4 separate regions of the Homo sapiens genome follow, and all the other regions are linked to region 2. Evidence: chromatin loops called from intact Hi-C (ENCODE). Cell type or tissue: CD14-positive monocyte. All regions are shown on one strand. Each heading gives the region's core, and the rest is flanking DNA. Links, peaks and the distances in the headings are about the cores only. Region 1 overlaps CELF6 (CUGBP Elav-like family member 6). Region 2 overlaps PKM (pyruvate kinase M1/2). Region 3 overlaps GOLGA6B (golgin A6 family member B). Region 4 overlaps PARP6 (poly(ADP-ribose) polymerase family member 6).

Region 1 (7,591 bases), core at 1-5,000, 86 kb before region 2:
ACAGCCGCCGTCCACCTCCCACACTCCCTGAGCTTCTCACCCACTCTGCTCGCCCGCTTGCCTTCACTGTGGGCCTCGCGCCCCTCTCTCCCCAGCCCAGAGCCCCGGCGTGGCTGACCCCCTGCAGCAGGCCTACGCTGGGATGCACCACTACGCAGGTTTCACTTGGCGCTACGCGGCCTGGGGGAGGTTGAAGGGCCCTAGAAAGAAATAGGGAGAGTTGTGGGGGATTTAGGCTCTGTTCCAAGGAGTTGATCCTCCCATCCCCTCCTACCCCCAGAACGACCTCTCTTGGGGTGAGGGTTATGGTGGACTGGGCTGAATTGGTCAAAAGCGGCCAGGCAGTTGGGGCCCTGCTTGGGGAAGGGCTCCTGGGGATCACTGTCCACTCCCACCTCTGTCTCCAGCAGCCTATCCGTCGGCCTATGCCCCAGTGAGCACAGCTTTTCCCCAGCAGCCTTCAGCCCTGCCCCAGCAGCAGAGAGAAGGTGAGGGACTGGGGGCTGGACAGCAGAACCTGGTGGGGCTGGACTCAGGGTCCTTCCCCTGAACCAGCTTGCTACTGTTCCTCCAGGCCCCGAAGGCTGTAACCTCTTCATCTATCACCTGCCTCAGGAGTTTGGTGATGCGGAACTCATACAGACATTCCTGCCCTTTGGAGCCGTTGTCTCTGCTAAAGTCTTTGTGGATCGAGCCACCAACCAGAGCAAGTGTTTTGGTGAGCTGAGAACCTACCCCTAGGCCTCTCCCACCTCTGACTATAAAGGATTTCCTACAGACCCTACGATTGCCCTTCCATAATGCAGTGATTTCCTGAGATTGAATGTATGGCACAAAACAGGGTCACAAACCAGTGATGGGCCTAAGTTTAGGCCAACAACAAGCCTTGGCCGGGCATGGTGGCTCACGCCTGTAATCCTAGCACTTTGGGAGGCCAGGGCAGGTGAATCACTTGAGGTCAGGAGTTTGGGACTAGCCTGGCCAACATGGCGAAATCCCGTCTCCACTAAAAATACAAAAATTAGCTGGGCGTGGTGATGGGTGCCTGTAATCCCAGCTACTCAGGAGGCTGAGGCAGGAGAATTTCTTGAATCCGAGAGGGAAAGTTTGCAGTGAATTGTGATGGCACCACTGCACACTCCAGCCTGGGCCCCAGAGCAAGACTCCATCTCAAAAAAAAAAAAAAAGAACGAGCTTTATTTCAGGTTTACCTGGGATGATCATGTGTCCACCAGGAATGTGGCCAGCTAGGTCAGAGCTTTGGAGTCTGGCCAGGGCAGGAGGAGTCTGGTTCTGAGACCAAAGATCCCCTCCAACTCCAACTATGGTTCTGAGGACCAGAATGGGAGCTGTGGAGGGAGAAAGCCAACCCATGCCAGGAAAAACACGGAAACATCCAAATCAACACACTGACCCTGCACACACACTCAGAGTTGCTTCCTATCCTTCCAAGAATCACACCTTTAGGAATCTCAGGCCATCTGCCTATGACTCTGTATCCACACAAACAGTGGAGGGGTATGTGTTTGATGGAACTGGCCTGACGGGGCTGGAAGAGGAGGGGGCTGGTCAGAGAGAAAGGAGGCCCTGCTAGGCAGAGTCCCCAGCTAATCTCTTTGCCCACACCCTCCAGGGTTTGTTAGTTTTGACAATCCAACTAGTGCCCAGACTGCTATTCAGGCGATGAATGGCTTTCAAATTGGCATGAAGAGGCTCAAGGTCCAGCTAAAGCGGCCCAAGGATGCCAACCGGCCTTACTGACCTGCTTTCACTGACCAGCCACAGAAAGGTGAGTCCCTGATGGACCCCAGGTAGATGAGGCCTGAGTGATGAGGCCCTCCCAGCTTTGATGGTCCTCCTTTTGGGACCTTGGAGGCACCCACCTCTGAGAAAGTCTGGGATAGAGAGAAGAGCCAGGAGCTAGGAGGAAACCTCAGATGGAGACTTTGCTTTTCCTTCAATCCAAGGAGATCAATTGGACAACATTCCTGCCCCGCAGTCTAGGAGAGACAATCAGAGTCTTTCTGCCTGGAGAAGCAGTTCTACTCCAGAGACAGCCAATGAGAGTAGAGAACCTGTATGCGGGGAGGGTCCAGGAGACTGGAAAATGAGACTAGAAAAGTAGCTTTGGGCCAGTTTTCAAGGGTCTTCAGGCCATGAGTTTGGACTTTATCCTGAAGATGAGAATGAACTGTTGAGGAGCTTAAGCAGAGAAAGGACTAGAAGTAAGGGCTGAGATAGTGGCAGTGAACATGGAGATGGAGGAAGAGAAGCAAACATGCTTCAGAGGTAGAATCTGCAGGGCCTGGTGGGTGATGGGGAGAAAGATGGGCCAAGTTCTTCTACATTTTTGGCAAGGTCATGGGTCCATAGGATGCTGCCTGCAACTTTTAGAGATTTTCTGTCTCAGAAGGCCCACATGGCCCTGCCTCACTTTGAGCTACCCCAGGAACCTTCTAGAGGGGATGTGGGGTTGGGGTCTTTTGCTCAGGACTCAAGTCTGGCTTCAGTGGACGGGGCTGCTGCCTGGGTCCTGCTGCAGCCCTACTCCTCAGGAAGAGAGGTCCAGCCACTCACCTGAGACGTCACTCATGGGGGCAAGCTGCTCTTCTGGTCTTGCCCTCCAAGGTGATTCTTGCCTTTTCCCCCCTATCTCTCCTTATCAATTAATACACAACAACAGAAACAGAAGAGTGAGAAGAAAGGAGAGGAAAAGCACAGAAACGCTTGAGCAGCCCTTCCCGAAGGAGCAGCTGCGGACGGAGGTGGATCGGACCCAAGGCTGGTGCCTGGGGCTAAGGCCACTCTAAGGATTGTTTTTATCAAGTGGGTTGTTCTGTGCCTGCAGCATAGAGCGCAGGCTGGCAGAGCAAATAGGGCTGGTGAGGAGTGACTGTCCAGGGGAACCAGCAGAGGGCGTTGGGGGTGCCAAGGGCTTCTCCGCAAGGGAAGCCCAGATTTACTTCTTTCAAAATCATATCATTCCTTAGAGTTTAGGGACCAAAGGACTATTGCTTTTTTAAGAATATATATATCTATATAAATTAAAACAAAGAAACAAACAAACAAAAAACAAGACAAACAACTACAAAAAAAGACAGTATAGAGTCTCATAAAAGCTGCCTTTAAATATCCCTAGGAGACAGGGTGAAGGAGACCCTTGACAGCCCCAGCCTAGGCAGATGGGGGCTGTGGAAAGATTGTTCTGTGTCTCATTCCCTCTTAAGCCACTCCCCCACCCTGCCCTTTTAAAAATAATTAAGGATTTGAGGTCTAGGCTCACATGCAGGTAATGAGAACGTTATGGAAGCAGTGAACCCACAATCCACAATCCCCAAACTCAGAGTGCATCCCAGAAGAGGCCCCAGGCAGAGCTCAGGTTGGCCCTGGCCTTTGCCATCCCGGGAGGCCCCCTAGCCAGCAAGAGTGGGATTGCCTTTCCTGTGGAACCACTGCTTCCCCAGGCGGGAAGAAAGAGGGAGTTCTGGCCACCTGAGCCTTTCCCTTGCCAATCCAGGTAGACAGAGGCCCTGCCTTTGGCTGAGCTGAGACACCTCCTGTTTCCCTTCCCCTTGAACCAGTCCCAGTGTCCCCTTGCTCCAGGCTACCTTCTGTCTCTTAGTCTAAGTTTGCCCACCTGTAAAGTAGATTCAGGATATCTGTAGAGGGCTGTGACAACAGACTTGGAAGGTTTGCTACTGTATATACTGCCATTGAGAAGGGGAAATTTTTCAATATGTAGAAGCTTCAGAATTAGAGGTCCCTCTTTACCCCAGACCTGGGAGGGAAGTAGATGTTTTGCCAAAATACTTCTTCATTCCTTTAAAAACTACATCTTTCCTATGCAAGAGTGTCTCACATGTGCTTAACCGAGGTGCTTCTAGTTGGTGAGCAGTGTTGAGCTTAGAAGTGGTGTGTGCTCTGTCTGTCTGTCTTTGTCTGTCTGTTGTATACAGTGGGTGCCATATAAAGCTGATCAATGGTGGTGCTTCCTGCCTGCTTCTGTGAGATGGGCAAAAGATTCAGCTTAGAACACCATGACTCACCTTGCCTTGGTCAGCCTTTCCTGGGCCTGTAGGGCCTTGCACATATTTTTCCCAGGAGGATTTCCCCTCCACCCCACAGGCATGGATCAGCTTGGTCTGAGGCCCCAGCTGTGTGGGGTCCCTCTAATCCCCAGATGTTGCTGAGGCTGAAGGCCTCTGATCTGATAACATGTCAGATAGTAAAAGATGTGGGGGTGGGGGTGGAGGGCTCCTCCTTCATAACAGTTTCTAAGAAAACTTGTTCCCACCTGTTCTTCTGTCTTCGACTCATTTTTGGAGGGAATGGGAATGAAACATAGATCTGGCAGTAATATTACCAGGTAAGGTGTGATGGACATCCACAAATATTTTCCAACCGAGGGAAGAACCAGAGGGTGTATGTGCACCAGCACAATGCTGACACCTAGAGTGACCACCCTAGACACAAATAGAGACACACAGTACCCGCACCCTCAAACTAATATTCACATGGAAGCAGAGAGTCCCCTCAGGCTAGGTGCTAAGCACTGTGCTACGTGTCGGGGCTCAGGTATGTTCAAAGTACTCAGAGTTAAGGGGAAAGAGAGACAAATAATCCAGTTACAATGGAGGGCCATAGAAGGTCTGTGCTAGCAAGAATGAGAGTACCTAGTTCAGACTTTATTGGTGGGGGAGGTCTGTGAAATACTTTCTGAAGGAGATTAAGAAGGGGAAAAGTCTTCAAGGATGAACTGGGACATTTGGACAAAGCCATTTAGACAGCTGCATCATTTTGAAAAATTATCTTTATTACCAAGAAATAATAATAATTACCATTTATTCAGTACCTGTTATATGGCAGATAATGGGCACAAGATAAGACCCTTTTCCCGTTCCTAACTCTACCCTGAACCTTACCATTACCAAGTCATGTCAAGACACTTGAACCAAAATGACATTTAAAATATCTGGCTTCATACTTTAGAGTATGGGCTAAGGACTGGCAGACTGTGTGATTCCAAAGCTTCAGGGTTTGACATGGTCTAGATCAGGGGTTGGCAAACTATGGCTTGTGGGCCAAATCTGGCCTGTGGCCTATTTTTGTATGAACTACCAAACTAATAATTTTTTTTACATTTTTGAAGGGTCGTCAAAACAAAACAAGAAAGTGAAACGGAGACCACATATGGCCCACACAGCCTAAAATATCTATCTATCTTGTCCTTTAGACAAAAAGTTTGCTGACCCCTGGTAAGATCATGGAAGACTTATATAATGTCTGATGAGCTTGAACAATATGGTGTTTGTGTCTCTCTGTGTGCATGTATTAGTCTGGACCTTTTCAGTTGCAAGTGTCAAAAACCCAACTCAAACATGTTTAGGCCAATTGGAAATTAATTGATTTACATAACTGATAAATCAAAGCATGTATCTGCCTTGAAGCATGGCTGGATCTAGGGGTTCAAAGGATGATGTCTCCATCTCTTGGCTCTGCTTCCTTCCATATGTTGGCCTCATTAGTTCTAGTTCTAAAATCCCAGGGAGGACTTTGGCCAGCTTTGGACACATGCCCACCACTAGGATAGAAGAGTAGGCCACCATAATTGACAACTTCATCAGGACTGTGTGGAAGGGGAGAAATGGGTCCCTAAGGAAGAGATGATGGGCAGATAAATGAAATGCACCCACTATATCCCACCCTTTATTGCATCCACCTATACTTTTCTTGACAAACATACAATTTCAAAAATGTGCCTGCCTGACAATGCAATAATCATAGACCCAACAAAAACCACATTCACCTATTTCCCAAGGGGAGATAAAACAGAATTACATCCAGTTGCTTTATTGAGTCCTCAGTCCAGGGTCCCTTGGTGATGGGCAATTCTTGCTCAGGTCTGGATATGACTTCTTAAGATTTTGCCATCTATAGGTAAAAGATAAACTTAGCTACCCCATACTTGCCCTATAACCAATGTGAAATAAGGAGAAAAAGAAGATCACAATTTGTTTTAAAGAGATGGGGCCTTGCTAATGCTGTCCAGGCTGGACCTGAACTGCTGGGCTCAAGCAATTCTCCTGCCTCAGCCTCCTGAGAAGCTGGGAATACAAATACACACCACTGAATAATTTTTAATTCTTTTTTTTTAAATTAAGATGGGGTCTTGCTATGTTGCCCAGGCTAGATTTGAACTCCTAGGCTCAACTGATCCTCTCACCTCAGCCTCCTGACTAGCTGGGACTACAGGTGCATGTCACTGCACCTCGCTATAACAGTTATTTAAAAACCTTCCATTTGGAATAGGGAGAAGAGAATACAATGGTCACTAATCTACAGCATATAACACATCCTTCTGGACAGTGGAGTGAATTTCTTGGCCAACAAAACCTATTGTTTTTGGTCCTTTCCACTGGGACATATCTCCTTTGTCCATTGTTGTTTATGGACATCCCTGAGAGGATGGACCTTTGGAACTGAAGCATCCCACTTCCCTTTTGACATGGTTTTGAGTTATTTATTGAGACAGTCTTCCTCTGTTGCCCAGGCTGGAGTGCAGTGGCGTGATCTCAGCTCACTACAACCTCTGCCTCCTGGGTTCAAGTGATTCTCATGCCTCAGCCTCCTGAGTAGCTGGGATTACAAATGCCCACCACCACACCTGGCTAATTTTTATATTTTTAGTAGAGACAGGGTTTCGCCATGTTGGTCGGGCTGGTCTTGAACTCCTGGCCTCAAGTGGTACATCTCCCTTGACCTCCCAAAGTGCTGGGATTACAGGTGTGAGCCACCGTGCCCAGCCAGTTTTGGATTTAAAGATTGACGTAGAGATTAAGCATTCCCAGATCTTTGTTTGTCAGTTGTGAGGATTCTCTGATTCGTGGGCTTTCTTTGAGCTGGTAACCATCATGAGGAATCCTTGATAATGTCCTGCTCCATGAGTTTCAATCCTAGCTCATGTGATTTCTTCGTCTTAGCAAGAGGTCACACTTTAGCCATTCCCCTACCTCTCAGCTTTGTGGCTTCCATAATGGTCTGTCTATAGTGGTAAGTCAACCTTAATCTGCTCACTACCCCCAAAGAGAGATTACTCATTCAACACTTGGCTGACTCACGCTCCAGTGACCTTGGTCTTGACCAGATATTCAAAATACCTGAGCAGTACTGGCTCCTAGGCCTCAAGCCCCAAGGAGATGCATAGGACAGGATGGAAGCAACCAGTCAAGCACTCTTGGACCAGCAACCTGCAGCTTGCTCTACTCCTCCAACTCTGGCCATGGCCCATTATTACATTGAGGCCACACAATCGAAAGACTCCTCAGGGGAGTCTCTCAGTTGACACTGAATTTTGGGGGCCCTCTTACAACCTCTAGAACTTAGGGGCTCTGGGCAGAGTCTTCAGCCTCCAGCAGATCCCCTAGAATGAATTTCTCTCGCTGGATGCAATCTGGGTGTCTTGGATGTAGGGAGAAAAGTCCTCTGGTCTGAGATAGGACTGGTGACCTCTGACCTTGAAGCAGCTCTGGTTCTGCTATGTCCTCTGACCAGACCTGGGGGCTCACCCTGGCCTCAGTGGAGCAGAACATGC
Region 2 (7,879 bases), core at 1,028-6,027:
TCACCCATCATTTACTGAGATGCTGGTGATTGCATTATAATCCTCTAAAGCTTACATTGTCTTTCTGATTCTTGGTCTTATCTGAGCAAGTGATCTATAAATAACTCAGTGGCTTTCTCATGACTGTTTTAATTATTAGATTTTAATCAAGTGTCTTATTAAATATATCTGCATGCTTCCACAGGCATCTGTCTCTTCACATGGCTGTTCAGTGTGCCTCTCACAAGTTAGCCCACGTTTTCTGTTCTCCTGCTTCAAACTCAGTTGAGCTGCCTTGCTTTGGCTTTGATCCCAGCTTTCCAGCGCTGCTCAATCTGTTGCCATGGCAGGCCATTGGAAAGGCTCAGTGCATCCCCGTGCCTGAAGCCAAGTGAGCGCTCACTCCATGCATGCATGGAGGCTGGGCAGGAGCCTGCCTAATCAACCAGCCATGTGAGGAGGGAGGGCCTGTTCCTTCCTGTAAGCTATGTCATGAGGCAGCGTGGTCAAGTCCTCTGCCAGGGAGTGGCCTGGGCCCAGCCTGGGCATGTTTTCATGCCAGGGTGCTAGAGCCTACTGCCAGATTGTCTCCCTCCACCCCCAATGAAAAAATCCTTCCAGAAGGGAAGAGCCAATTTCCCCTGTATTGGAGGGGAAGTGGCAGCACCTCCTGAAGCAGTTGGACTTTCATCACCCTACCTCTGCATCTGCCTGAAGGACAGATTTAGCCAATTAACCTAAGGTTACCTTCCTCTCTGATAAATTCCCCATTCTGTCTTCCCATGTGTTGTGTCTCGTTTTTTTCCTCCTCCTTCCCTCTTCCTTGCCCCCTCTTCCCCTAAACCTTACAGATAGCTCGTGAGGCTGAGGCAGCCATGTTCCACCGCAAGCTGTTTGAAGAACTTGTGCGAGCCTCAAGTCACTCCACAGACCTCATGGAAGCCATGGCCATGGGCAGCGTGGAGGCTTCTTATAAGTGTTTAGCAGCAGCTTTGATAGTTCTGACGGAGTCTGGCAGGTAGGGCCCTAAGGGCAGGTAACACTGTTAGGATAACCAGCCTCTTGCTCCACCTGCTCTAGGAGAAGACAGCCAGGCCCAACCTGGCATCTGGGCACAGAGCCTCTTCTCGTCTGTAGGAACACCGCCAGGGAGGTCATGGCAGGGCAGGACCAAAGGGTCCTGTGGCTCAGTAGGCACAGTAGATGTCACAGGCACTTGGTGAAGGACTGGTTTCTGTGGAGTCTTGATCTTGGCTCAGCTCAGAATCTCCAGTGATTGGGCTCCTCTTGGCCTTTGTTCCCAGGAACATGTTCCTCACCAGCTGTCCGGTGACTCTTCCCCTCCCTCTCCTTTTGTGACAAAGCTCTGACAAAGCTCTGTCCCCCTCTCGTCCCTCTGGACGGATGTTGCTCCCCTAGATTGCCCGTGAGGCAGAGGCTGCCATCTACCACTTGCAATTATTTGAGGAACTCCGCCGCCTGGCGCCCATTACCAGCGACCCCACAGAAGCCACCGCCGTGGGTGCCGTGGAGGCCTCCTTCAAGTGCTGCAGTGGGGCCATAATCGTCCTCACCAAGTCTGGCAGGTAGGAGGCGGCAGCGGCTCCCTGGAATGCCCTGCTCAGTGGTACCTCACCTTGGGGGTCCTGGGAGCAGTCCATTGAACAATGCTCAGGTGGCACTGAGCCAAGGTAAGACCCCTCTGCCTGCCACCTTGGGCCTGCAGGGAAGGATTGAGCAGAGCCCCTTCCCTGGGCCCAAAGGACTCTAGGTAGCACTCATAAGGAATGTCAGAACATTTGGATCAAAAGCAAATTTATGCTGGAGATTTATTACATAACAGTGCACAGGCTGACTACAAATGGTTATTTGATATTGAAAATTTAGTCCTCTAAAATTGTAAAAGATAACCACTTTTGCTTATTCCAGTTACTATGTGCTCTTTAAAAATTTCAGTTGGGAAATGAATTTATTTAAATGCTGTTTACTGTGCCTCCATTTGGCACACTAGTCCCTGCTGTTTTTGAGCCCTAAAGACAAATTGGGTTCCAGCTCAGGAGAGGTTGCTGTGCTATCTTGGCTGACATTCTGTGGGGCCTGGCAGCCAGGCTGAGGACTGTGTGGCCTATGCTGGGCCTCCAACTTGGGATCCCTTCCTTGGCCCAGGACATTGAGTTAATGTCCTTCACTCTCCTAGTTAGGGAGTATGCTCCTTGTCCCTGTCCACAGGGCAGCAAGGGTTTCCTGGAAGAGGGGAGCAAACAGGCAGTGCCCATGCACTGAGGAGCAGCAGATGGGCGTGGGCAGCCCAGAGAACCAGGACACAAGCTCTGTGCAGATGCCCTCAGCAGAGGGCTCCAGCCTCCCACTCTTGGCTGAACAGCTCCAACCCGTAGGGTTGACCTTTCTTAAAAGGTCCAGTTCTTGCTGTTTGGCTATTTTAAGCTCTAGTCTTCTGGGGTTTCACTCAGCTGGTCCTGGCTTCAGCAATTGCTTCCCTCTGAAGGCCTTGCATAGAGGCCAAGCGTGAAGTGCAGGGACTTCTCTGCTGTGATGTGGCTTAAGTTTCCCTGACACCTGTTGAGTGTCCTCATAACTTCCCTTCTGGTGCCCCTCCCCAGCTCCTGAGACACAGCTGCAGCTACAAGTGTGCAGTGTCAGTGTTCAAGAAAGTGCCTGGCAGAGGGGCTTTAGAAGGGTCCCCTGCCTTCCAAAGGAGCTTTGGCAGGCAGAGCTGCTCCTGCAGCAACACTCCCATTTCCTGTTCTTGCCTGCTGAGTAGCACCTAGATTTCTAAGCCTCATCTAGATACTCAGATTTGATTCTGGGCCTTTATAGCCCAGTTGCTGGGACTGTTTCAGGAGCTAGGGGCCATGTGGGGCAGGGAGAGGGCACAAAAGTAGAGAAGCCTGATGTTGATTCCCAGGGGGCTGGTCAGCTCTGCTACTGCTCCTTGCAGATGTCAAGAGTCAGGTGCTAGTCACGTGCTGCTTGGCTTGTCACTGTCATTGGCAGCGAGAGGAATGGGTGCTGGTGACATTGGGCCAGGGCTGCCTCTCTGTGTCAGAGTTCAGGGTGTAGGAGGGGTTCTGCCAACCATGGGCTGTGTGGGGTAAGTGGGTGAGGCTGATCTTGCTGGGTCAAGGTGATCCTGAGCCCTTGGCCTGTGGAATGGGGGTAGAGGGCAAATGGTAACCTAGCATGCTGTGGGGGATATAGGATGAGGGGCTGCCCGAGCCTCGGGAGGGGTCCTAGGGAGCAGATGTTGAAGAGGCCAGAGCCCTCAGTGAGCTGGATGAGAGGGTGAGCTGTTTGAACGCCCTGAGGGTACTTCCTGGGGCCTCGTGTAATGGTCTCTTCTGTATGTCCCCCATCCCATCTCAGGTCTGCTCACCAGGTGGCCAGATACCGCCCACGTGCCCCCATCATTGCTGTGACCCGGAATCCCCAGACAGCTCGTCAGGCCCACCTGTACCGTGGCATCTTCCCTGTGCTGTGCAAGGACCCAGTCCAGGAGGCCTGGGCTGAGGACGTGGACCTCCGGGTGAACTTTGCCATGAATGTTGGTACGTGGCTGGAGCAGGGGCTAGAGCCTAGAGGAGCTTGGGGATGCTTGAGCATTGGCTTCTGTGGGACCCCGAAAGTTTGGGGAATAGAAAGGGGAACACACAGACCTTAGTGGGGCAAAAGGCCCAGCGACTGTTCCTCTCCCTTATTGGGAATGTTCATTCTGAATCTCTCATTCTCCGAAGTCCTAAGCTGAGCCAGGAGGGAAAAGGGTCCTTTGAGTTGTAGGGCTGAGCAATTCAGTTCCTCTTCTCTTCTAGTCTGGGGCTCAAAGCAAAATTGTCCATTTTTTGGCATCTGCTCATTACTGAGAGTTTTTTTTGTTTTTTGTTTTTTTTTTAAATAAAATTGGCCACAGCTCCTGTGCTGTGGGGTGGCATACACAGATTACGTACTGATGTGGCCATTGTCCCTGTATAAGGTAGGGTATCATCAGATGACAGGAAGCAGCTAGCTCTGACCCTGGGCAAGGCTTTGCACCCTCTCCAGGATAGTGAATGATGTCCAAAGGTCCCTGCCAACCCTGCCATCTGAGTGATAAGGACATTTCAGGGCCTTCCTCCTGTTTGCCTGGGCTGTGAGTTTGGTGCCACCTTGTGGTGTGAGGAAGTAGTGGTCAGCCAGCCTAGTTCAGTACTCAGGCTATGGGGCAGCTGCCCAGGTGCAAACCTGCCTGGCTTGGCTTTTACTCACCAACCTCCCTTCTCTTCCTCCAGGCAAGGCCCGAGGCTTCTTCAAGAAGGGAGATGTGGTCATTGTGCTGACCGGATGGCGCCCTGGCTCCGGCTTCACCAACACCATGCGTGTTGTTCCTGTGCCGTGATGGACCCCAGAGCCCCTCCTCCAGCCCCTGTCCCACCCCCTTCCCCCAGCCCATCCATTAGGCCAGCAACGCTTGTAGAACTCACTCTGGGCTGTAACGTGGCACTGGTAGGTTGGGACACCAGGGAAGAAGATCAACGCCTCACTGAAACATGGCTGTGTTTGCAGCCTGCTCTAGTGGGACAGCCCAGAGCCTGGCTGCCCATCATGTGGCCCCACCCAATCAAGGGAAGAAGGAGGAATGCTGGACTGGAGGCCCCTGGAGCCAGATGGCAAGAGGGTGACAGCTTCCTTTCCTGTGTGTACTCTGTCCAGTTCCTTTAGAAAAAATGGATGCCCAGAGGACTCCCAACCCTGGCTTGGGGTCAAGAAACAGCCAGCAAGAGTTAGGGGCCTTAGGGCACTGGGCTGTTGTTCCATTGAAGCCGACTCTGGCCCTGGCCCTTACTTGCTTCTCTAGCTCTCTAGGCCTCTCCAGTTTGCACCTGTCCCCACCCTCCACTCAGCTGTCCTGCAGCAAACACTCCACCCTCCACCTTCCATTTTCCCCCACTACTGCAGCACCTCCAGGCCTGTTGCTATAGAGCCTACCTGTATGTCAATAAACAACAGCTGAAGCACCTGTTTCCTCTCTTTTCTGCTGGGGAGGGGGAGGTGGTTGAACCCTGCCCTCTGAGCAGGCTGGGAATGGCTGCAGCCTCGTGCCCCGCAGTGGGAGCTATGGTGGTGTCACCTGCCATCCTGCCCACCTCCTGGTGCAGAGGCGCTGGGAAAGCAGTAGCTTACTATCTTAGGGTTACAGGTTGCCCCCTTCAGTGCTGCGGGGAGACTTTAATGGCTTACGTGAACCGAAGATGGGAAAGAGCAGGGACAAGGCCTCCCTCCCACTCTGGTAGATAAACCCAAATTGCAAAGTGGCCTTGGCCATGGTTCTTCCACTTTGGTCTTCCTGCATTAGCGTATCCCTTATGGGGGCTGTAGGAGGAGTCAGCTCTGGGCGCCTGAGACTGGGTTTGGCTCCCAGGTCCTCAGTTGTGGACCTAGGCTCCCCTTGGGACCCCTCCTGTTTGCTGGTGCCCTCCCACCATGATGCTGTAGTGCCAAAGGGCTGGGGGAGAGAGTTGGGAATGGGACCAAATCTGGCCTGCGCTTTTCCTCTCCCCTGACCACACTCCCAAGGACCAAGTGTCCTGGTGGGGATGGAAGAGGAAAGGGCCTGCAGGCCAGGCAAAAGCTCATTGTCACACTGAGCGCACGTGCCTCTGCTTCCCTGCCTTTGATTTGTGTCCACCTTCAGCCCCTTTGCAGACTCCTCCAAAAGTGTATTTCCTTGGAGAAACTGCAATGTTAACTCCGGCAAAAGTGCGTGGGAGCATCCTGGCTCCCGGGTTCGTGGTGGTGACTTGGCTGTCAGACCATGGTGTTCAATATCCCCTTTGGTGTTCCCCACTGACGGTAAAATTGAAACTTATCCGGAGCTCTATGTTGGGAAGGGTTAGGTTGGAGAGGGGCCGGAATTGGTTCCTGCAGAGGGACCCAAGCCGCAAGACTAGGACGACAGAAGCGTCCAGAGGGGACACAATACCCTCGACGTGAGGGACAGGAGGTGCCGCGCCAGGCCCTGGCCTCCGGGACCTCCCAGTCCGGGGAACCGAGCGCTAGGATCTGCTCAGAGCTTGGAGCCCCACCTGGGGAAGGTGGGGAAGGAGAGAAGCTGGGGAAGCTGGGGAATGAGGGGGAGGAACGGCCAATGGGCTGTGCCCGGCCCGCGCGACCCGCCAATGGGCGGGCGGGCGGGGCGGGCTCTCGACGGGGCGGGCGGGGTCCGGCGGGCGCTGGGTCCCGGCGCGCGGTCGGGGCGCTGGGTGCAGGCGCCGGGATGACCGCTTTAAGCCGGAGCGAGGCCACCGAGGAGGGCGGGTAAGGGGTTGCGGCCCGGGGGCCGGTCTCGGGGGTTCCGGAGGCCGCCGCGAGGGGCTGCTGCCGCGCGGGGCAGGACGGCTCCTGGGGCCGCGGCAACTCGGCGCGTTCTGCCCACGGGGCAGGCACTTCCCGGCCGCCGGAATGCGGGCTCCGGGCCAGAGCTGCACCGCGCGCCCAGGCGTCTCCCGGGGCCCGCGAGGTGTTCGCACTAGGACCGGGTGTCTTGGCTGAGTCTGCTGCGACCTGGGGGATGAGGGACGGTCCCGGCAGCATCGGGGCAAGGAAGGGCACCCTCCTCGGGACGCCCCGCATGGCCCATCTCCGCCTCGCCACTCTGTTCATCCTTTCATTTATTCATTCATCATTCGTTGCCCGCGGTATCGACTCCCAGTCCTAATTGCCCCCGACCCAAAGGTTGGATTTCCCTGCGTCCCCTGGAGGGCCAGACTGTTTCCTCTCGCCGCCGAATCCGTATTGTAGCGGCCCGCGGCTGCGGGGAGGCAGCTCGGAGCTGTCTCAGCACGACGCGGCCTCCCCCGGGCGCCAGGCCCATCCCGGTCGGGCGGGCTGGGGCCGGTCTCCCGGCCTCGAGACCTGGTCCAAAGTCGCCCTGGGAGAAAGGGATAAGGAGGCAGGGCAGACAGGAGCTGGCGCTGCACGTAACATCCAGAATTGTGGTTTCTGCTGCTTGAGGTCTTAGGGTCCTGGGAGTGACATTGTTTGGGGGAACCTGTCAATTCCTGCCCCGGTCCAGGTTCCAAGCCGCACAGCCTAAGGTCGGGTACAGCCTGGCATCCTCGGCCAGCTAGCACTGGGGCAGGTAGGATGAATGTGTGAGCCTTGTGTCCAAATCAGCCCGAGACACACAGGGATGTGGACCCCAGCGGGACTCCCTCTGCCTTATACTCAGAGGGACTGGTGGGGCTCCACCCCGCTGTCGTCTGTGTCTCTGCTCTGCTTGCCGCCCCACTCACTATGCTTGATTGTTTAAAGGTGCCCCTCCTTGCAGGGGCCAGGCTCCTAGGGAACGAGAGAGGGTACCCTCGCAACCTGATGTCTTCACCCCATGTCCACCTGTAGCCGGCTCTAAAGTCTGGCTCCTTTCAGAGCAAAGACTTATGGCCTTGCTGGGAGAGGTAGAATAGAGGGTGTCTATCCCATTCTTCAGTGAGGAGTCAGTATGCCCCTCCTTCTTTTTTCTTTTTTTTTTTTCTGAGACAGTTTCACTCTGTCACCCAGGCTGGAGTGCCGTGGTGGGATCTTGGCTCACTGCAACCTCTGCCTCCCAGGTTCAAGTGATCCTCCTGCCTCAGCCTCCCGAGTAGCTGGGATTACAGGTGCCCACCACCACGCCCAGCTAATTTTTGTATTTTTAGTAGAGATGGGGTTTCACCATGTTGGCCAGGCTGGTCTTGAACTCCTGACCTCAGGTGATCCACCCACCTCAGCCTCCCAAAGTGCTAGCATTACAGGGACTACAGGTGTGAGCCACGTGCCTGGCCCCCTCCATAGTCTTCTGATCAGGCTGGCTGGAGACCATGCTGCAGACACTCTTAGGTTTAAGTTTTAGTTTGACAGGCATTGAGGT
Region 3 (7,879 bases), core at 938-5,937, 470 kb before region 2:
ATGGCACGATCTCAGCTCACTGCAGCCTCCACCTCCCAGGTTCAAGCTATTCTCCTGCCTCAGCCTCCCAAGTAGCTGGGATTACAGTCACTCACCACCATGCCCAGCTAATTTTTGTATTTTTAGTAGAGACGGGGTTTCACCATGTTGGCCAGGCTGGTCTCGAACTGCTGACCTCAGATGATCCACCCGCCTCGGCCTCCCAAAGTGCTGGGATTACAGGCAGGAGCCACTGCATCCTGCCTGTCTGTGGTATATTATGCTCTATACACTTTGATTTCTATTATTATTATTATTTTTGAGATGGAGTTTACTTTTATTGCCCAGGATGGAGTGCAATGGCATGATCTCGGCTCACTGCAACCTCCACCTCCTGAGTTCAAGCAATTCTCCTGCCTCAGCCTCCCAAGTAGATGGAATTACAGGCATGCGCCACCATGCCCGGCTAATTTTGCATTTTTAGTACACATAGGGTTTCTCCATGTTGGTCAGGCTGGTCTCAAACTCCCAACCTCAGGTGATCCACCCGCCTCAGCCTCCCAAAGTGCTGGGATTACAGGTGTGAGCCACCGCACCTGGCCTGATTTCTATTATTTCACATAATTTTTACAACAAATCTGTAAAACGAGGTTTCCATTTACAGATCAGGAAACTAAGAGCCTTGAAATGATTTTCTCAGTGGTAGGTGGTAGTGGTAGGTTAGAACTGGCAAACAAGCTTATGGTTTGATGTTTACCCACTAGCACTACCTCCTTCAAAGCTGATCACAAATCATGATAGTGAAAGAAGCTTTGAAACTACGGATCTCTAACTCCCTTTTATACGACTGGAAGGGACCTTAATTAAGACCCTTCTATTTACAGAGGAGGAAACTGAAGCCCAGAGATACCAAGAGTTGGCCCAGGTCACACCTTGGTGATTGTGGAAGGACTAAGAGAACAAGCCTGACTCTGACTCCCCGCCCTTTCTCCATCCCACCTCTTGCTGCCCCAGCCAGGAGCCTAGATCTCAGAATGCAGTCAGAAAAATCCCTCACTGAGAAATATTAAGACTAGAATGCTAAGAAGAAATGTTAACAGTTCCATAGAAAATGACAAAAAGCATGCATATATAATTTATGAAAAAAGAGAACAAAGTTTTTTTTGGAAAGTTTGACTTAACCATTGCCAAGTAAGAACTGCAAATTAAAGGAAAAACCATTTGAACTCAGTTGACAATGACTTTTTTAAAGCTAATACTCATTGTTTTGAGGTGTGGGCTTTGTTGCATGACTGAAAGACACTCTTGTAGCTGGTAGAAGTAAAACTATTACAGTCTTTCAAGAAAGCAGTTGAGTATTGTGTATTTAAGACCTTAAAAATATTTAAGGCTTTGATCTAACAATCTGAATTCTAGGGAAGTTTTCAAAGATAATCAGGCATGTGGCCAAAGAATGTTACATGCAACATTATTTATAATATTGAAAAATTGATCATCTTATTATGTCCCAAGTACAATGGTTTAATAAATCAGTGTAAATTTATATGATGTGACGTTATGCAGCTGTTAAAATCATAGCTTGGAATATTATTTGATAACCTGGGAAAAGGCTTATGATATATTAGGTGAAAAGGAGATTTCAAAACTAAATAATCTGATTTTAAAATTATTAGTAGTAGTGCACTGAGAAATGGGTTGGAAGGGAATCAGTTAGAGGCTATCAATCATTTCTGGATAGTCAGTCTTGGAACATGCCCTGCTCTTAATAAGGTGTGCACTTTTATTTGTTGCTCAAATAAGCAAATGAATAAATTGTGGGATGATGAATAATTTAAATTTTCTTCTCCATAGGTTTTGGAATTTCCCAAATTTTATGAGAATATTTTTATTATCATAAAAATTAACCAGGCAGGGTGCGGTGGCTCATGCCTGTAATCCTAGCACTTTGCGAGGCTGAGGTGGGTGGATTGCCTAAACTCAGGAGTTTGAGACCAGCCTGGGCCACACAGTCAAACCCCGTCTCTACTAAAATACAAAAAAAAATTAGCCGGGCGTGGCAGTGTACGCCTGTAGTCCCAGCTACTCGGGAGGCTGAGGCAGGAGAATTTCTTGAACCTGTGAGGCAGAGGTTGCAGTGAGCCAAGATTGCGTCACTGCACTCCAGCCTGGGCAACAGAGCAAGACTCCGTCTCAAAAAAAAAAAAAAAAATAGGCTGGGCACAGTGGCTCACGCCTGTAATCCCAGCACTTTGGGAGGCTGAGGCAGGTGGATCACCTGAGGTTGAGAGTTCAAGACCAGCCTGATCAACATGAAGAAACCCTATCTATTTAAAAAATACAAAATTAGCCAGGCGTGGTGGTGCATGCCTGTAATCCTAGCTACTCAGGAGGCTGAGGCATGAGAATCGCTTGAACCCAGGAGGCGGAGGTTGCAGTGAGCTGAGATCGCACCATTGTACTCCAGCCTGGGCAACAAGAGTCAAACTCCATCTCAAAAAAAAAAAAATTATGAAAACTTACAGCATGTTGACACTAACTGAACAAGATAGAAAAAAAACAACTAGTATTTTTTGTTCAATATCCTTCATTTTTACCACTTTCCAAAAGTTTAGAATACTGAAACTCAATGTTGCCTTATTTCTAAAGCTGCCAAACCTTTTGTCATTTCTGGACTTCAGTTCCCTCCTTTGTAAATAGAAGGAATTTAATTAAGGTCTCTTCTAGCCTTAAAAAGAGTAGTTATAAATTCATTCCTCCTCAGTGATCCTGGTTGATAGAATTCTTCCTTTATCAAAAGCCTCTGCTAAAGAGCACCCTCAAAGTTAAAGTCATTGTAAAAAACTCTCCCCGGTTTTGCAGAGACTTTTTTTGTTTTGCTGCATGACTTTCAGACAAGCACTAGACTTGTGTCATTTCCATATGAACAGACACATGTTTTCCGGAGGGCAGGCTGTAGTTAGGGCTGTGTCTCTGCTACTGTGTCTCTGCATAACCCAACGGGCTTGCATGAGAATAGGACTTTTCATCTCATTTCCATTGGTTTCATACATTAAGCAAGTCAATTCACATGTGCTACAGGTCACAGTGGGAACTCTCCATGTAAGGCTATAAGTGGTTCAGCTCAACCCATTTCTTATTTCTGAAAACAACTTGAAGCATGCAGCCTATGGCTGGAAGGCAATTGAGTTATATTTATAGAAGGGCAGCTTGATCTCTTTGCATGATATCCTGTCTTTAGAAAGTAAAAAATAAGTTGCTATGTGTCATCATCGCGTATAGGCAACTAGATGCAGAAATTTAAAAAGAACAGATCTCTTTACTGAGACCCAAATACATCCCTGACATCGCCCCTCCAAAGTGCACCACCTCCAGTGAGTCTCCCTGTCATGCCCAGCCAGTGGACAGCCAACCCCCACCATTCCTCCAGCACTCCCGTGGCCAATCATGGGGGTGCTGTGCTGGCAGCCTGTGACCTGACATCTCTACCAGTCTTCCAGTCCCTCGTATGTCAGGGAATGTGTCCTCTGCTGGCTGTGTTCTTTTTGGAACTCAGGGGAGGGAAAAGGCCAAGCCATTTCTAGGGTGCTGTTGGGAGCAGTGAAAAAGCCACACCCTTTTCAAGGGACACTTTTCCTGGAAAGCCCCTGGAGCTTAGCTGGCTGTTATCCTGTGAAGCCGGCTCTGGCCACTAGGGGCAGGGCCATGAACTCAGCCTCGAGGAGCCTGCAGGGCAGCTGGCACTCTGGAGGGACAGACAGAACAGGTCACCAGGTGCACTGGAGGGACAGACAGAACAGGCCACCCAGTGCAGACAGGAGAAGGAGGGAGGGGGACGGAATGGAAGACTCCTGGGGTGAATGGAAGTCAGTGCCCTTGGGTGCTAGTATCTGTCTTCCCGGCCACCGCTAGATCAGGCTTCTGAGCCTGTTGGCTGTCAGGGCTGGACTGTGCCCCATAGGCGCCATGGCAGTCCCAATGAAATCCACCAGGTGTCACTAGGCAGCATAAAGGTAACAGGCCTGGAAGGTCACCAACAGCCCAGCTGGACATGCTCAGACAACTCTGGGGCTCCTCATTCAGTGGCACAAACTCCAGGACCCAGTGAGGGAAAAAGGAACACACCAGGCTGAGCAGTATGGCTAAATCCATTTATTCCAAAATGAAAGGCAAAATAAACAGGAGTCGCATCACCAGGGAGCCACAACCCCATCCCCGCCTCCTTCCTCTGCCCCATGCTATCAATAAATAAGTTTCCCAGCCACAAATAATGATTAGAACCTCCTCCTCATATGCCAGCTCCAACCTCTGCTAGGTACGATACAGGGGGTGGCCCTACCCCCTGGAATATACAAAATGTTACACAGATACTATATGTACACTGGGGCCTTCCCAGCAGCCCGTGCCCTCACCTGCTCTACAGTTAGCCCCATTGTCCCTGCCTCAGCTGCCTCTCTGAATAAGAAGATGGGAGCCCCCTGAGGGAAAAGTTGCTTTGGTGAGGGTAGGGAGGCCATCAGGCCGCCTCCAAACAAACCGACTCCACCAGCCTCTGGCTCTTAAATAACAATCATCATCATCCAGAAATTTAAGGACTCAGCCCTGGTCAAGGTGGCAAAGGGTCTGTTTGTCTCCCCCCATTAGACAGGGGTCTTGTCTTGCTACCCTAATGATAAAGGGGTAGGAAGGGATGGTAGGGACACGATGGCGGCAGAGACTCCAGCCCCACTTCTCCAGGCTTATGCTGACAGAGGCCTGCTTTTATTTATTTTTATTTATATCCCATGACTTATTTTTTAATCCCGTAACTTCTTTTTCATAATACTTTTTTTAAACTTTTCATAAAACTTTAAATACTTTTTTCACAACTTTTTTTGCCACGACTTTTCCACATTTTTTATCCCATAACTTTTTCATCCTACAACATTTTCTAAATCCCATAACTTCTTTTTAGTTTGTATTCTTTTAATAAACACACTTGCATAGTTAATTACAATTTTGTAAAAATAAAAACTGATTATCTCATGCCAAGCGTGCCCAGCATTTGCACAGTCTCAATACCTGTAATACTATAGTTTTCAAGACACACAAAATTTTAAGGCAAAAACAGCACTTTGCAACCATTTAATAATTTATTACATTACAGTAGCATCACAGTAGCAGTCAACAATGCCACTTTAGGCAACAGTGTTTCAGTATTTCTATTATACATTCTGTTTACAAGAATTCATAAACTGGTAAAAGTCATTCTAAGAAAACTTGGCAAATAAAGCCTTGCATTGGAATTGGCATTTCTTTCTCTACTTTTCCTTCCCCCAGTTTCTTTCTTTCAAACTACAGTATTCATATTTTAAAGTGTTTTAACTTATTTCAAAACATTAAGATAGCAGTTACACTTATGAATAGTTATATTCTTTTAAAATGACTCTTTAAGATAAAGTTTTAGAGAAACTATATTATGGATAGGGCTGATTTACATTTTCACATTTTCTAAATATCAGCTTTGGTTTTAGAACTGACTTGTTTTCATTTCTGGAAAACCCATCAGGTTAAACAAATACTTTAAAAATGATTATATATTGCAATCTTTAAATAGATTTTTAATTCTTTACTTCCTACAGAAATTCAAATTTATTCAGTTGAACCCACACTTTAAAATTCTATGTTTCTGATTAAACTCTACCCTTCTAATGTTGCCTTCTAAGCAAATTGAAAGCTGCCTTAAACTGAATGAGGAAGAGAACAAATACTTGGCTGAATGAGGTATTGCAAAGGACCACATGCACTTTGAAGAAAGACTTAAGTTGTTGTTATATGATTTACATGCTATTTAATTTTTCTTAAATATATGACAGAATACCTACACAAAGAGTGGTATTTCAGTTAATATAGTACATTCATTTTCCAGACTGACATTCAGCTTAAATATGCCGGTGTGTGATTTAATCCACAGGTACCTGATGAACACATTATTGTCCGATTGGTTGCAGGTGCTAAAGGCTAGCTGAAGATCATTCCTAGTCATTTATATTTATCAGGGTAAAAGTGAAGTGATTTGAACTATAAAAATACCTTTGAAATAATTTATCAATGTATTAGGTAAACCCAGTTTCAGAATTATAAAGAAAAACTGTTAGACCAAATAAGGTGGCTAATTAACAGTGGTATGATTTCTAGCCCGAGGGTCTAAATTGGACTCAAACTGTCTTTAAACTGAACTCAAAGAATGCAAAAGTGGCAAGTTCAGAAAATAAAAGGCAAGAACAGGACTTGAAGTCCATTTTAAACCCTCGGGCTAGAAATCGTCCTACTGTTAATTAGCCACATTCGTTGGTCTAACAGTTTTTCTTTATAATTCTGGAACTGAGTTTATCTAATACATTGATAAATTCATACAATTTGGAAGAGTCAGTTGAAGTCACAAGGACTTAATATTTGCACTCTTTCACTGAATGCAGGCACATCTGTTATTCCATCTGTAAAATCGTATTATTGCTCTCCTATTAACGTCATATGTATAAAAGTATCATGAGGATGCCAAATGCTAAAAATGGAGATGGTCTAGTAACTAGAAATGCCCACCCCAGGGAGCGCACACACATCTCTCCCTGCATCCTAATACTGTGACGTATTTTGGAACACAGACATTAGAACTTCATGAACTTTTAGCTGTTGATTCTTTCCCAAGCATCTTAAAGTTATGATTTAGGCAATGTATGACTGAAATAATTCACTCATCACGTATAGGCACATTAACATAAATATGGCACAAAATATGCCTCTAACTGAAACTGAGAGGTATAAAAACATATTTCACTCTTTGTGAAGAACTTTGTGAGGAAACGTAAGTCTGTCATTGTATAGACACTTTTTCTCATAATACTTGGACATTCGCAAACATTAGATTGCACTGCAGCTTGTAAACATTTTAAGTTGCATAAACTTCGCCTTGATTTTCATGTGTAGTATAATACTGTCTACTAAAACTCCTTTTTGTTTCAACTAAGTACTCTCACATATATTGGTTTATAATAATGGTTGTTATTATTTTTAAAGTGTTTTCCATTCAAAGAAAAGAAGTAAATTCCTACGTCAGAGTAACTAATGTGGCTGAAGAATAGGTATTAGCCAGAGAGGTCTAGATGATAAAATCAATCTTCTAGCCTCAAAGAAGCTCCATGAACATAGAGGAAGGCCAGGTGTCACACAGCTTTCCTTCACTCGAATTCATTCTTGACTAGAGCCTGTATGCCTCTTCCAGGGACATTTAAACTCTTAAAGGATTTCTTATGATCTTCACTAAATACCTTAAGAAGAATGCCAACCAGTGCCCTTTTGTGTACTGGGACATATACTCATGTGATTAAAACAGGTAACATGAACTCTGACTTTAAAATGTATTGTAGATATAAATGCTCTAAGCTAGAAAAGGTTTTCCACATCCACAGTCAATGATGGGAGCCTTTCATTCCTCAGAAATAATCCCTTTTTAGGTCATCAAGAAAGGGTACAACTGCTGCAGCTCATGATGCAATATCTTCATGAGCCCAGAGCACATACAAATCCTAAGGGAACTACCATAGTACAGCGCTCATTCTTGGCACCAGAACAAATGAAACACACTCTATCCTGCACACACCTGCCAGAGCAGGCCACTTTCCTCTTCTGTGAGATTTAAAAAGCTCCCCAAAATGTTATTACTCCCATCCCCAATACACAGAAAATAGGGAAAAGGCTGTTTCCAGTTCTTGGCCTTTAAACAACTCTAAATGTCAGTACTCACAGTGGCATATTACAAAGTAATAAACAGTGCTCAATTGAGGGCAAACCACATATTGAGCTAATGAAGAGCTCACTGTGGTTAGGATTCGATCAAACGTCATAGCAGAACATAAGCACATTT
Region 4 (7,879 bases), core at 1,700-6,699, 49 kb before region 2:
CTTATTTTAATTGTTTCTTTTTTTTTTTTTTTGAGATAGGGTCTCACTCTGTTGCCCCGGCTAGAGTGCAGTGGTGCGATCATGGTTCACTGTAGCCTTGCCCTTCAGTGCTCAAGTGATCCACCTCAGCCTCCCCAGTAGCTGGGACCACAGGCATGTGCCACCACACCCAGCTAATTTTTTTTTTTTAATAGAGATGGAGTCTCCCTATGTTGCCCAAGCCAGTCTTGAACTCTTGGGCTCAAGTGATCCTCCTGATTGGCTTCCCAAAGTGCTGGGATTACAGCTGTGAGCCACGATGTGCAGCTGACATGATTTTTCAAGTTCTCTTTAGGTGTTCCATGTTTCGCAATAGGTTTTGTTGTTTGTTTTCTTTTTTGGTTTGTTAATTTATTTTTTAAATTGACAGATAGAAATTACAGGGCCGGGTGCAGTGGCTCACACCTGTGATCCCAATACTTTGGGAGGCCGAGGCGGGCGGATCACCTGAGGTTGGGAGTTCGAGACCAGCCTGACCAACATGGAGAAACCCCATTTCTACTAAAAATACAAAATCAGCTGGGCATGGTGGCCCATGCCTGTAGTCCCAGCTACTCGGGAGGCTGAGGCAGGAGAATCGCTTGAACCCGGGAGGCGGAGGTTGCCGTGAGCTGAGATTGCTCCATTACACTCCAGCCTGGGCAACAAGAGCGAAACTCCGTCTCAAAAAAAAAAAATTACATGTATTGTGTACAACATGATGTTTTGAAATATGTGTACATTGCAGAATGGTTCAGTAGAGCTAATAAGCATATGCATTATCTCGCGTATGTATTTTTTGTGGCGAGAACACTTAAAATCTACCACAGTGATTTTGAAGAATATTACACATTGTTACTAACTATAGTCACCACCAATAGGTTTTTGTGTCCTTTGCATGTAGAAATTAACACTGTTAATTTCAACTAAGTTTTCTTTGCATCCAGAGACGTCTGTCTCCTCCTGCTATCCCCTTGCCCTGTCTCTGGGCCTCCTTGATGATATAGAATGTCCAGAGCCTTGAGGCACTATTGCTGTGCTCTTCTCCTAGCCAAGATTTTGACTGTCCCTGCTGCCATCCATTCCTGATCTCAATTTCTATTGTTTTCCTGACATAGCTTTCCCTTTTTAGTTTGCCTCCCTCTTCCTAGTCAGCCTTCAGTACTTCCTCAGTGCAACAGCTTTCTCCCTCTTAGCCTGAGGAATAACCAGGCATAGACCATCTGAGGTGGCATCACAGGTACATAGATGAGGCACAAAAAACAAAGACAACAGCAAACTGTATCCACATGGGAGATAGTGCTCTCTTGCTGAGCCCTCAGTGTTTTATGTCTGTTCTCTTCTATCTTCTGTGTTCAGCCTGTATAGAGCTTAGTCTGTCCTTGACTCCTAAGGAAGTTCATTCTAGTTTCTTCTGTTTCTTTTTCCAGCCTAGACAGTAACTTTCTCTCCGTTTCTCCCCATTCCTGAGAGCTTTCATGTTTTCTCTTAAGCTAAGGAAGGATGGCTTCTGAGCCCAGGTCTGAATCTGAGTCTAAATCCCAGGTATAAGTTGTCACCATTCTAATTCAGACCTCTTGCTGTTTTTTCTTTTCTTTTTTTGTAGGTGACCTCTGTGCTCTTCCTTTTGTTCTACCCTTTTTACTCCCTACTTGTAGCAGCACTCCTCCCACCCCTTTTTTTTTTTCATCCATTGTTTAACTCCCCAATAATTAGCTTGTGTCTGGTCACTACCTTCCTTTTTACCTTTTTATTCATAAGCACTATCACCCACAGGAATATCCAGATAGTGACCTTGACATTTCACACAATTTGGACAGCCCAGGAATCCTTGTTTATTCTCCCAAAGGCAGAGGAAGACTGGCTTGTTCAGAAAGGATAGCTTAAATACATAATTATTCTATCCTTTTTATTTTTTTCTGTTTCTTCCCAGGATCATCTCTAGCAACAGGTCACACATTGTCAAACTACCTCTCAGCAGGGTAAGTGACCATTCTCCCTCTAAATGCTTTAAATTTCTGGTGAGGGGCAGGGAGGGGCTGGAAGCCAGCTAACCATATTGGTCCTAGATCTGCCTACATTGCTCTGTCCATCAACTTAGTCTTTGGGCCTTAGCATATTTCCCTTGTGTGGGGTTAATGCAAGCCTGATTTTTTCCCCTATCCCCAACCCTTCCCTCCCTGATCTCGATTTCTGCTCTGTTTTCCTGATTCCACCCCCACCCTGGGCAGCAGCTGAAGTTCATGCACACCTCACACCAGTTCCTCCTGCTGAGCAGCCCTCCTGCCAAGGAGGCTCGGTTCCGGACCGCCAAGAAGCTCTATGGCAGCACCTTTGCCTTCCAGTGAGGAGGCTGGGGGCTGGGCAGTGGGGGTGGTGAGGGGGCGGGGATGAGCAAGAAGGATGCCCTTGAGATATGAGTTTGTGTTACATGTGTCCATCAACCAGTCAGCAGATACTTACTAAATGCTATTGTGGTAGGTGCTATAGAGGACAAAAAGGTACATATAATGTGGTCTTTATTCTCAAACTATTTATGATGTAGTTGAGGAAAAATGACATTTACATGTGAAAAGATGTGGCTGAAGAAATAGATTGGAGAGAACAGATCTGAAAGCTACTTTGATGGAAAAATCCACAATTTATGCCTAATTTTGAGAGGAGGGAAAGAGAAAGAGAGGTATTAAAGAGAACTTATAGGGAGTGGTAGTACCCTTTTCTTAAAATAGAACATGAAGTCAGAACTGGAAGCCATATTTGGGGTCAGTGATAAATTTGTTGATTTTCAGATGAATTTATTGAATTTGAAATGTCAGGATAATGGGCAAATAAAAATACTGAACCAGCAGTTGAGGATTTAGGATGGGAGTAGCTGAAGCACCGAAGAGAGGATGGGACTGGAAATAGAGACGTAGAGTTTAACCACACACACACATCTTGCATGCCTGTGACTGTATCCATGTGCATGTCCATCACTAGGTGTACCTGTCCATCTTCATGTCCTGTGTGGGTGAGAATGGGTGGGAATGGCAGTCTTGGGAGTGTTCCTGGGAACCTCATATCATAAGGAGACATGTATTCTACCCTGCCTTACAGTGGGTCCCACATTGAGAACTGGCATTCGATCCTGCGCAATGGGCTGGTCAATGCATCCTACACCAAACTGCAGGTGAGGCTGTGCCCCTTTCTCCTTTATTTCTAACCGCTCCCTTCCCTACTCAGTTTTGTGGAAGGCTGCTCTAGAGTAAGCTGTTTTTGCCTCAGTGTCCTCAAGCCTAACCTGTCTTGTGGAGTTCCCTAGAGAGGAAGTTAGAACTGTATGAATAGAGAACGTGGCTGTTGTGTATTTGATCTCAGTCTGCGTTTTTTTGGTGGTTTGGGGAATGGGAATGTACCTGTAAGCAGGAATATGGAATTGCTGATTGTAGCCACTGTGATGAATTAATCTATTAGAGCTTTTCAATTTATGTGGCTATTCATTCAAGGAGTAGATATGGGAGACTTTTTCTATGCCCTGAGAGACTCCAGGGAGTGTGTATTGGCCCTCCTTCTGGCTACCCGTTCTGTAGTTCCTCTTTTTTGGAATCTGCATATGTACCAAGGCCTGGAGACAGGAAAATGAATGCTGAGGGACTGACTCAGTGGTTCTACCATTTCCCACTCTCGAATGTGTCAGTATGTAGCACTTCATAGGCAAGCAGGTTAACCTGCATCCACTTTTCAGCCAGTTGGCTTTCCGAGAATAGGTGCTTAGGGTTACTTGAATGAGAAGGTAGAAGGAGGGACAGAGGGCTGGATAAGCCTTGCTGCTGCCTAATAAATAGCCATGGGAGGGCCCAGGCTCATATTACTCATCCTGGTGTTTCCCTGCAAGCTGCATGGAGCAGCCTATGGCAAAGGCATCTACCTGAGCCCCATCTCCAGTATTTCCTTTGGATACTCAGGTAAGAAATATTCTGTGGCCACCTTGACTCTATTTACATTGCCTCCATTTGTGAATACATGATTTGTGCTGTCTGTTCCTCCCTCATTATGGATACTTGGTCTGTGTCAGCTCTCTCCCCGATCATGGATACATATTCTCTCTCTCTCTACATTTTCTTATTAGAAATTTAGATTCTTTACAAGGTGAGGCCAGTTATTGTTAAAAATGATGGTTTTATTCATAGCAGGGGCTTGGCCCTGGGAATGGGTGGAGGAATAACAGGGACATAACAAGGCTTTTTGTAGAACACGTTTGGTGTTGGCAATTATAGATTGTGTTTGTGTATACTTGTACATGTAAGTTTACATGTGAAAACATCTGAAGGCCTGAAGGCTTGCGTCCTTTCCATTGGCTTATATTTCTAGAGACACTGTTCTCTCTCTCAACCATCTTTTAAAATTTAAACTGTCTATAATCTTACACTATTATGTTAGTCACATTGAATGCAAGATAAAGCATTTTATTCTAAAGATGAGGTCCAGATTCTAATCAGGAGATGAGTCAAGCTCAGAAAAGGAAATCTGATTTAGAGTTCTCTCAGTCTTCCTGGCTTATGTCTTAGTTCATTTTCAGTCTGCTTTTGTGCTTGTTTGATGTAGTCTCTGTACAAGGTATAGTCACCATGTAGTTGCATGTTCACTACATGAAGGGGATTGTGCTAGATTCTTAATAGATTATTACTTGATATCCTGTAGTAATTTGTAACTGTTACAAAGATCAGAAAATGTAGTGCCATCAGGAGGCTGAGGCAGGAGAATCGCTTGAACCCGGGAGGCGGAGGTTGCAGTGAGCTGAGATTGCACCACTGCACACCAGCCTGGTTGACAGAGGGAGACCCCGTCTCAAAAAAAAAAAGAAAAAAGAAAGTGCCAGAATCAGAGGCCTAAAAACATCTCTAACAACAGAATAAACCAAACAAAATAGAAAAAAGGAGATAATACAGGTAAGAACTAACACCTGTGAAATAAAAATAGGTACAATAGATAGTACCAAAAAAGTCCAAAGATGATTTCAAAGAACTAACAGAACAGATAAACCCTGGTTAGATTAAGAGAAAAAGGACACAATTAAATAATATAATGACCAAAAAAAGCAGTACAACTATAGATAAGCAGAATTTAAAAAGGTAATAAGGCGGGGCACGGTGGCTCACACGTGTAATCCCAGTACTTTGGGAGGCTGATGTGGGCAGATCACTTGAGGTCAGGAGTTCAAGACCAGCCTGGCCAACATGGTGAAATCCTGTCTCTACTAAAAATAGAAAAATTAGCCAGGCATGGTGGCATGCACCTACTCGAGAGGCTGAGGCAGGAGAATCGCTTGAACCCAGGAGGCAGAGGCTGCAGTCAGCCAAGATCAAACCAGTGCACTCCAGCCTAGACAACAAAGCAAGACTCTGCCTAAAAAAAAAATAAAAAGTAATAAGAGAGTTACCTACACTATGCTAATAATTTAAAAACTTTGATAAAATGGATAAATTTCTAGAAAAAGATAACAAATCTGACAAGAAATAGCCTGTATAATCATAATACTATAAAAGAAATAGAAATTGTGTAAAAATTTCCACACACAAAATAAACCTCACCAAGCCCAGATGGTTTTACAAATTAATCTTAAACTTTCAAGGAACAAATTATTTTAGTTTTATCTAAAGTCTTCCAGAGAATAGAAAAAATGGAATTACAAATCATAAAAGATTGATAAATTTGACTATATTAAAATTAAAAACTTCTGGCTGGGCACAGTGGCTCACACCTGTAATCCCAACACTGGGAGGCTGACGTGGGATGATTGCTTGAGCTCAGGAGTTCAAGACCAGCCTGGGCAACATGGCAATACCCCATCTCTGCAAAAAAATAAAAATAACCAGGTCTGGCAGTGCGTGCCTGTAAGTCCTAGCTGGTCAGGAGGCTGAGGCAGGAAGATCACTGAGCCCAGGAGGTTGAAGCTGCAGTGAGCCATGATCATGTCACTGCACTCCAGCTTGGGCAGTAGAGCGAGACCCTGTCTCAAAAAAGAAAAAAAATTTAAAACTTATATTCTTCAGAAGACACCCTAAAGAAAGTGAAGAGACAGGCTACAAACCGACAGAAGACATTTGCAGCACATATAACCACAAAAGATTAGTAATAAAAGTGTACTTTTTGGCTGGGCGCAGTGGCTCACGCCTGTAATCCCAGCACTTTGGGAGGCCAAGGCAGGGAGATCACCTGAGGTTGGGAGTTTGAGACCAGCCTGACCAACAGGGAGAAGCCCCATCTCTACTAAAAATACAAAGAAAATTAGCCAGGCGTGGTGGCACATGCCTGTAATCCTAGATACTCAGGAGGCTGAGGCAGGAGAATCGTTTGAATCTGGGAGGCGGAGGTTGCAGTGAGGTGAGACTGCGCCATTGCACTCCAGCCTGGGTAACAGAGCAAGACTCCATCTCAAAAAAAAAAATAATAATAAATATGTTCAATAAGAAGAGGGAAGTCCCAGAAGACAGAGTGAGACTGTGATGCCTTTTTTATATTGTTCAAAAGCAAACAAAATTAAACATTGTTTAGGCATATATATGTGTATTATGTGTGTGTGTGTGAAAACTAAAGGAAAAAGAAAAAACAAAAGAATAATAACTCAAATTGCAGGATAGTGATTACCTCCAAAGGGAGGCATATAGTTAGATGTAAGTCACTGGTAATGTTTTAGGTTTAGAATTTAGTTCTTTGATTGGGTCTCTGGGTATTCATTGTCTTATTAAAAAATAATAATGAGGCTGGGCATGGTGGCTCACACCTGTAATCCCAGCACTTTGGGAGGCCAAAGCAGGTGGATCACGAGGTTGGGAGTTCGAGACCAGCCTGACCAACATGGTGAAACCCTGTCTCTACTAAAAATAGAAAAATTAGCTGGACATGGTGGCAAACATCTGTAGTCCCAGCTACTCGGGAGGCTGAGGCAGAAGAATCACTTGAACCTGGGAGGCGGAGGTTGCAGTGAGCTGAGATCGTGCCACTGCACTCTAGCCTGGGCAACAGAGTGAGACTCCGTCTCAAAAAAACAAAACAAAACAATAATGTGTTATGAAACAAAGATTATGATTAATCCACACAGGGCAAGTGACCAACACATATTTATTGAATATATGAGTGAATCTTACTCTGTGTGCCTGGCATCCAAAGTGGGGTTAGGGTTGGAATAGTCTTTTTGATTTGTCTGGATTCTTCACTTTTTATCTTTGTCTCAGCCTAAGCATCCCTCTGATTAAGTTCTTTTGTCTTTCCGAGTAGTGAGATTCTCATGGTTCTTGGTGCCCACTGAGATTCTTCTTTTCTGTTTTCTCCCTATGCCCTCCCTTTCTTTCTCTTTTCTCCCCCTGGCCTTTGTTTACTACCAAGTGCCTAAATACCTTTAGTTACCAGATGAAGCCAGAAATCTCTGTTGACCTCTCGTCTTTCTTCATCACTTAACCGATTACATAAAGATATCATAGACACCTTTCATCTCCCTCTCTCAAAGGGTAATTGATTATAGATACAAAATGCAGTTGAATTTTACTATTGGAGTTAGAGATCATCTAATTTAATCCCTTATTACTTTACAGATAAGAAAGCTGATATACAGAAAAGTTAAATGATTTTCTTATGGTCACACAGCTATGAGTAGCAGAGATAGGGCTGCAATCCAGGTCTCCTAATTTCTAGGCCATTGTTGTTATCACTATATGATACGGTTTGGCTGTGTCTCCACCCAGATCTCATCTTGAATTCCCATGTGTTGTGGAAGGGACCCAGCGGGAGGTAACTGAATCATGGGGGCAGGTTTTTATTTGTTTTTGTTTTGTTTTGTTTTGTTTTTTGAGACAGAGTCTCACTCTATCGCCCAGGCTGGAGT

The links. Peaks named below come from ENCODE experiments on the same cell type or tissue, not always from the same donor. Only the 100,000 strongest peaks of a DNase experiment are listed, where the experiment ranks them.
Region 1: a loop joins it to region 2, with 6 times the contacts of the local background. A loop is called at or near these places in 81 of 110 quality-filtered maps.
Region 3: a loop joins it to region 2, with 5 times the contacts of the local background. A loop is called at or near these places in 3 of 110 quality-filtered maps.
Region 4: a loop joins it to region 2, with 2.6 times the contacts of the local background. A loop is called at or near these places in 12 of 110 quality-filtered maps.

Annotation. Positions count from the first base shown.
Region 1 is chr15:72,281,435-72,289,025 of GRCh38, reverse strand. CELF6 (CUGBP Elav-like family member 6) reads left to right here. Exons shown (of 13, transcript NM_052840.5): 9 at 96-158; 10 at 408-488; 11 at 575-718; 12 at 1,634-1,789; 13 at 2,684-4,299. The coding sequence ends at 1,761. LOC105370887 (a long non-coding RNA gene) reads right to left here. Exons shown (of 2, transcript XR_932440.3): 2 at 5,835-5,931. Among named protein-coding and RNA genes, the nearest start is that of PARP6, 13 kb to the right of the region's middle. In CD14-positive monocyte, for the core only: CTCF peaks have their summits at 2,745 and 2,944 (motif pointing right); a DNase peak (open chromatin) is centred at 2,895.
Region 2 is chr15:72,196,140-72,204,018 of GRCh38, reverse strand. It overlaps PKM (pyruvate kinase M1/2), which reads left to right. Exons shown (of 11, transcript NM_002654.6): 9 at 1,399-1,565; 10 at 3,364-3,545; 11 at 4,263-4,990. The coding sequence ends at 4,369. It overlaps GRAMD2A (GRAM domain containing 2A), which reads left to right and starts at 6,232. Exons shown (of 12, transcript NM_001012642.3): 1 at 6,232-6,288. The coding sequence starts at 6,248. RefSeq lists a silencer at 6,085-6,504 and an enhancer at 6,615-6,794. In CD14-positive monocyte, for the core only: CTCF peaks have their summits at 3,945 and 4,144 (motif pointing left); a DNase peak (open chromatin) is centred at 4,128; H3K27ac peaks cover 2,932 bases; H3K27me3 peaks cover 1,290 bases.
Region 3 is chr15:72,666,810-72,674,688 of GRCh38, reverse strand. It overlaps GOLGA6B (golgin A6 family member B), which reads right to left. Exons shown (of 18, transcript NM_018652.5): 18 at 5,090-7,879. Among named protein-coding and RNA genes, the nearest start is that of HIGD2B, 15 kb to the left of the region's middle. RefSeq lists enhancers at 3,526-3,575, 2,954-3,931. In CD14-positive monocyte, for the core only: CTCF peaks have their summits at 3,436 and 3,638 (motif pointing right); a DNase peak (open chromatin) is centred at 3,658; H3K4me3 peaks cover 414 bases; H3K27me3 peaks cover 226 bases.
Region 4 is chr15:72,245,328-72,253,206 of GRCh38, reverse strand. It overlaps PARP6 (poly(ADP-ribose) polymerase family member 6), which reads left to right. Exons shown (of 24, transcript NM_001323532.2): 17 at 1,952-2,000; 18 at 2,253-2,362; 19 at 3,115-3,187; 20 at 3,893-3,962. Among named protein-coding and RNA genes, the nearest start is that of PKM, 18 kb to the right of the region's middle. In CD14-positive monocyte, for the core only: no CTCF peak of the experiment used is centred there; a DNase peak (open chromatin) is centred at 3,626; H3K27ac peaks cover 1,675 bases.